Linked DNA regions of Homo sapiens: region 1 is linked to region 2. A link is an interaction called in ENCODE POLR2A ChIA-PET data of the cell type or tissue named here. Cell type or tissue: PC-3. All regions are shown on one strand. Each heading gives the region's core, and the rest is flanking DNA. Links, peaks and the distances in the headings are about the cores only. Region 1 holds the start of ITGAL-AS1 (ITGAL antisense RNA 1). Region 2 overlaps MYL11 (myosin light chain 11).

The links. Peaks named below come from ENCODE experiments on the same cell type or tissue, not always from the same donor. Only the 100,000 strongest peaks of a DNase experiment are listed, where the experiment ranks them.
Region 1: POLR2A ChIA-PET joins it to region 2 with 18 read pairs; 3 of 35 experiments call an interaction of 5 or more read pairs at or near these places.

The regions. Positions count from the first base shown.
Region 1 is chr16:30,497,483-30,500,282 of GRCh38, forward strand. ITGAL (integrin subunit alpha L) reads left to right here. Exons shown (of 31, transcript NM_002209.3): 16 at 1,592-1,752; 17 at 1,856-2,007. It overlaps ITGAL-AS1 (ITGAL antisense RNA 1), which reads right to left and starts at 2,072. Exons shown (of 2, transcript NR_186415.1): 1 at 1,882-2,072; 2 at 948-1,669. In PC-3, for the core only: no CTCF peak of the experiment used is centred there; no DNase peak of the experiment used is centred there.
Region 2 is chr16:30,376,691-30,379,490 of GRCh38, forward strand. It overlaps MYL11 (myosin light chain 11), which reads left to right. Exons shown (of 7, transcript NM_013292.5): 5 at 1-8; 6 at 964-1,012; 7 at 1,106-1,301. The coding sequence ends at 1,210. It overlaps SEPTIN1 (septin 1), which reads right to left. Exons shown (of 11, transcript NM_001365977.2): 8 at 2,745-2,800; 9 at 2,328-2,493; 10 at 1,920-2,010; 11 at 1,445-1,830. The coding sequence ends at 1,744. It also overlaps a transcript of ZNF48 not described here. Among named protein-coding and RNA genes, the nearest start is that of MYL11, 3.3 kb to the left of the region's middle. RefSeq lists enhancers at 1,018-1,312, 1,161-1,500, 1,891-1,950, 2,122-2,679, 2,680-2,800 and silencers at 1,481-1,820, 2,091-2,200. In PC-3, for the core only: no CTCF peak of the experiment used is centred there; DNase peaks (open chromatin) are centred at 1,191 and 1,651; H3K4me3 peaks cover 2,037 bases; H3K27ac peaks cover 1,454 bases.

The DNA of each region.
Region 1 (2,800 bases), core at 137-2,636, 120 kb after region 2:
TTTTTTTCTTTTGAGAGAGAGTCTTGCACTGTTGCCCAGGCCAGAGTGCAGTGGTGCGATCTTGGCTCACTGTAACCTCCACCTCCTGGGTTCAAGCGATTCTCCTGCATCAGCCTCCCAAGTAGCTGGGATCACAGGCATGCACCACCATGCCCTGCTAATTTTTTTGTATTTTTAGTAGAGACGGGGTTTCGCCATGTTGGCCAGGCTGGTTTTGAACTCCTGACCTCAAGGGATCCGCCCGTCTCGGCCTCCCAAAGTGCTAGGATTACAGAGTGAGCCACCGTGCCCAGCCCTTTTCTTTTTTTTTTTTAATTGGCCAGGTATGGTGGTGCATGACTGTAGGCCCAGCTACTTGGGAGGCTAAGGCAGGAGGATGACTTGAGCCTGGGAGGTCGAGGTTGCAGTGAGCTGTGATCATGCCACTGTACTCCAGCCTGAGCTACAGAGTGAGATCCTACCACAAAAAAATAATAAATAGGCCGGATGCAATGACTCATGCCTGTAATCCAGCACTTTGGGAGGCCGAGGTGGGTGGATCATTTGAGGTCAGGTGGACGTGGTTGTGGGGGCCCCTCTGGAGGAGCAGGGGGCTGTATACATCTTCAATGGGAGGCACGGGGGGCTTAGTCAGGAGTTCAAGACCAGCCTGGCCAACCTGTTGAAACCCCATCTCTACTAAAAATACAAAAATTAGCTGGGCATGGTGGCATGCGCCTGTAATCCCAGCTACTCGGGAGGCTGAGGCAGGAGAATTGCTTGAGCCCAAGAGGAGGATCTCAAAAAAAAAAAAAAAAATAGGAGCCAGGCACTGGGGCTCACTCCCGTAATCCCAGCTACACAGGAGTCTGAGACAAGAGGATCGCTGGAGGCCAGGAGTGTGAGGATGCAGTGAGCTATGACTGCACCACTGCACTCCAGCCTGAGCAACAAAGCGAGGCTCTAACAACAACAAAAGCTGCAACTTTATTATGAAGCATAATAAAATTCATGCAAGCATCACTGAAGGCTTAAACATAAGCATGAAAGTAACTCAGTATGATTTCTCTTCCTAAGAGCTTTCTCTTCTTCATGGAAAATGGGTCAGAGGCTGCTAGAATGAACTGGGAGCCCTAATTAGTTATCACCATTATTGGCCAGGCATGGTGGCTCATGCCTATAATCCCAGCACTTTGGGAGCCCAAGCCGGGAGGATTGCTTGAGCTCAGGAGTTCAAGACCACCCTGGACAACATAGGAAGGTCCCTTCTCTACAAAAATTTATTTAAAGTTAGCCAGGTGTGGTGGCACATGCCTGTGGTCCCAGATCCTTGGGAGGCTGAGGTGGGAGGATTACTAGAGCCTGGGAGGCCGAGGCTGTAGTGAGCTGTTATCATGCCACTGCACTCCAGCCTGGGCAACAGGGTGAGACCCTCTCTCAAAATAAATAAATAAAAAGTATCATTATTATTTTCCTTAAGAGGAGACAGTGACATGTTGAGGTCTGCTTTAGGGAAGGAGAGTTCTCTGGCTTTGCTGGCGGGAGCCCCACATCTGAGGGGGGACGTGCAGTTGGGTTGGAGGGAGAGAGTTGGTTGCCTTCTGCCCTGCAGCTCCCGGCCCGTGGTGGATATGGTCACCCTGATGTCCTTCTCTCCAGCTGAGATCCCAGTGCATGAAGTGGAGTGCTCCTATTCAACCAGTAACAAGATGAAAGAAGGAGTTAATATCACAATCTGTTTCCAGATCAAGTCTCTCATCCCCCAGTTCCAAGGTCAGAGCTCTCCTCCTGCTCCCAGGGCAGCTGCCGCCCCAAATCCAGGCTTATGGCCTGGGATCCCCCACCATTTAACTCTTGCCTTTTCCGCCCTGCCCAGGCCGCCTGGTTGCCAATCTCACTTACACTCTGCAGCTGGATGGCCACCGGACCAGAAGACGGGGGTTGTTCCCAGGAGGGAGACATGAACTCAGAAGGAATATAGCTGTCACCACCAGCATGTCATGCACTGACTTCTCATTTCATTTCCCGGTAAGGGAGCCAGCGCCAATGCTCTGGGATGAGCTACCTGCAGGGGCAGGCTCAGCTCCGTCACTGTCCAGTGGGTGACACGTCACTTCCATCCCTCTGTGCTGTCACTTCCTCTCCTGTGCAATGGTAGTAATAACACCCTTAGCATATTTTCTTCTAGTGTTTTTTTTAAATTATATATATATGTGTATATATATGTATATATATGTGTATATATATATATGTATATATATATATATATATATTTTTTTTTTTTTGACACAGAGTCTCGCTCTGTCACCCAGGCTGTAGTGCAGTGGCACGGTCTCACTTACTACAGCACGATCTCGGCTCATGGCCACCTCCACCTCCTGGGTTCAAGCAATTCTCCTGCCTCAGTCTCCCGAGTACCTGGGATTACAGGCACCTGCCACTATGCCTAGCTAATTTTTGTATTTTTGGGAGAGATAGGGTTTCACCATGTTAGTCAGGCTGGTCTCGAACTCCTGACCTCTGGTGATCTGCCTGCATTGGCCTCCCAAAGTGCTGGGATTACAGGCATGAGCCATCGCTCCTGGCCTATTTTATATTATTTATTTATTTATTTATTTATTTATTTATTTATTTATTTATTTGAGACAGAGTCTCGCTCTATCACCCAGGCTGGAGTGCAGTGGCATGATCTCGGCTCACTACAGCCTCTGCCTCCCGGGTTCAAGCGATTCTCCTGCCTCAGCCTCCCGAGTAGCTGGGATTACAGGTGCATGCCACCATGCCCAACTAATTTTTATATTTTTAGTAGAGTTGGGGTTTC
Region 2 (2,800 bases), core at 166-2,665:
AAGAAGTTGTAAGCATCGGCTCCCCCACCCTTCCGACCCTTCCCCCACTCCACCAGCTGCTCCCACACTGACAGCCTCCTTAAATTTCTACCAAGGCTGGGCCCTGTGGCTCAGGCCTATAATCCCAGTGCTTTGGGAGGCAGAGGCAGGAGGATTTACTTGAGGACAGGAGTTTGAGATCAGCCTGGATAACACAGCATGACCCTGTTTCTAAAAACTTAACTAAAAAATTCGTGGGCTGGCCGGGCACAGTGGCTCATGCCTGTAATCCCAGCACTTTGGGAGGCCAAGGCGGGCGGATCATGTGAGGTCAGGAGTCCAAGAACAGCCTGGCCAACACGGTGAAACCCCGTCTCTACTAAAAATACAAAAATTAGCTGGGCGTGGTGGCGGGCGCCTGTAGTCCCAGCTACTAGGGAGACTGGGACATGAGAATCGCTTGAACCCTGGAGTCGGAGGTTGCAGTGAGCCAAGATCACGCCACTGCCCTCCAACCTGGGCGACAATAGCAAAACTCCGTCTCCAAAAAAAAGAAAAAAAAAAATTCGCGGGAGTGGTGGCAAACACCTATAGTCCCAGCTACTCCGGAGGCTGAGGCAGGAAGATCCCTTGAGCCCAAGAGTTCCAGGTTGCAGTGAGCCGTGATCAAACCACTGCATTCCAGCCTGGGCGACAGGGTGAGACCCTGTCTCAAAACAAACAAAAACCCAAAAATTCCTACGAAGGGTTAGGCACTGCCAGAGGTAAGGGAGTAGTTAAGATTGTGGTAATGGGCGGTAAGATTGCATTTTCACAGCAAATGTGGGCGGAGAGGGCAAAAGCGAGTGTCTGGGAGGCCAATGAAGGAAGTAGAGTGACCTGGGTTTTCAGGGGAGGCTGGGGCTGGCATCGGGGATGAGGTGCGAGGGAGTGGAAAGGAACCAGGAACCCAATCGCAACTCCCCTTGTGTCACCTCTCTCCAGCCTGGAGGAGCTGCTGACCACGCAGTGTGACCGCTTCTCCCAGGAGGAGGTGAGTGGGGACCGGGGCGGGGCCGGAGCAGCAAAGGGGCTGGGGCCGGGGAGACTAAGGGCCTGTGCGAGACGCCCCTACGTCTTTCCCCAGATCAAGAACATGTGGGCGGCCTTCCCCCCCGACGTGGGCGGCAACGTCGACTACAAAAACATCTGCTACGTCATCACGCACGGCGACGCCAAGGACCAGGAGTAGGGGCACCCGCGGGCCTCCGCTGCCCGACGCTTCTGTTCGGCCCGACCTCCACCCCGGCTCCCAATAAAATTTAACTGATCTTTGTTTCTTATGGGCGGCGCCTTCAGAGTGTCTGCGCGAGGGCCTCAGGTGGGAGCGCCCCACAAATGAATGGATGCGGCCTGGAGGCCTGCGGGGGTCGGCCCCACAATCTACGCCCGCCGCCTTTTTCCGCAAGGAAGGAGAAGGCTCGCGTGGCCGCGGGAAGCTCAGTTTTTATTGAAGACAGAGTCTGGGAGAAGAAGGGGGACTCCGGAAGACAGTGATGCGGTCGGAGATTGTGCAGGCCCCGGGCCGGGAAGTGGGCGGTGTCTGGGTGGGCGGGACCAGCGCCGGGGCGGGGCTACGGACTCAGGCTGGGAGAACCTCCCCCTAGCCCGCGCGAGGGCGGCACCCGCGGAGGTCCCGGGGGGCGCTGGGCAGTGTGGGGCGCGGGGATTGGACAAGAGGCCGACTGAAGGCGGAGCCGAGGTAAGGCCGGGCGGGGCGTGGCCTCAGAGGGCGTCTGACTGCTCGCCCTGGGCCTGGCTCTGCTGCATTTGGGCCTGCATCTTCTCCAGCATCTCTTGCATGCGGCGCAGCTGTGCAGGGCGAGATTGCAGGCGGTGACCTGGCGAAGCCAGAGGGGGACCTGGGGCATCGGTCGGGGGGAAGCGAGGTGCGTGCTCACCTCTTCGTCTTTCTCGCGGATCAGCTTCTCGGTGTCCGCCAGAGGCAGCATGGGCAGCGGGATCTCTGTGGCGCTCTGGCGGGAAAGCTTACTGCGGGACAGTGGGAAGGGGACAGGAATCAGGAGCGGGACCTGAGGTTGTGGGTGAGGCCCAGGAGGCAGGGCCTGGGGCGAGGTTGGGGTCTAGGAGGCGGAGCCAGTTCCTTGAGGTTAGGGCCGGAGGCAAAGCGGGTGGGGAGAGAGGGGGAGAGAGGGAGAGACGGAGAGAGGGAGGGAGGGAGGGAGGGAGGGAGAGAGAAGTCTGAGTGGTGAAGGCGGAGTCACGGGTGGTGGGGACGAGTCCTCAGGGCGGGGTCATGGGTGAGGCGGGACCTTGGAGGCTCTGATACTGTCCGCCCCGGGTCTCACCTGCGGCTGGCTCGATCGCGAGCCCCAGGCCGGGCCAGGCTCTGTAGGCAGCGGGCCCGGTAGCCCTCGTAGAGCAGATCGTGCGTCACCTCTTTCAGGTCCTGCAGGTGTGTCTGCACCAGCATCCGTCGCAGGTTCAGGAAATCGCAGTGATGTGGGTTCTCCACTGGAGGGGGGGCGGCGCGGACCAGCGAACGTCAGGGAGTTTCGGGTCCAACCCACCCGTAAGGGTCGGGTCTACAGGAAAGTCCTGCTGCCACTCTAGCGGAGGGTCCGCGGTCTGCAGCCCAGCGACCCCCCTTTCCTCCTAGGATCCCCTGGGACCAAAGCCCACCCCAACTTCACATGTTGAGTGCGCCTGACCCAGAGGCCCCGGGCTCCCTGCTGGCCTTAGGACCCCTGCCTGGCCTCACTCACCCTCCACGGTCCCCCAGGAGTAGCGGCGTCCCCTCACCGGCCGGTTCCCGCCATCC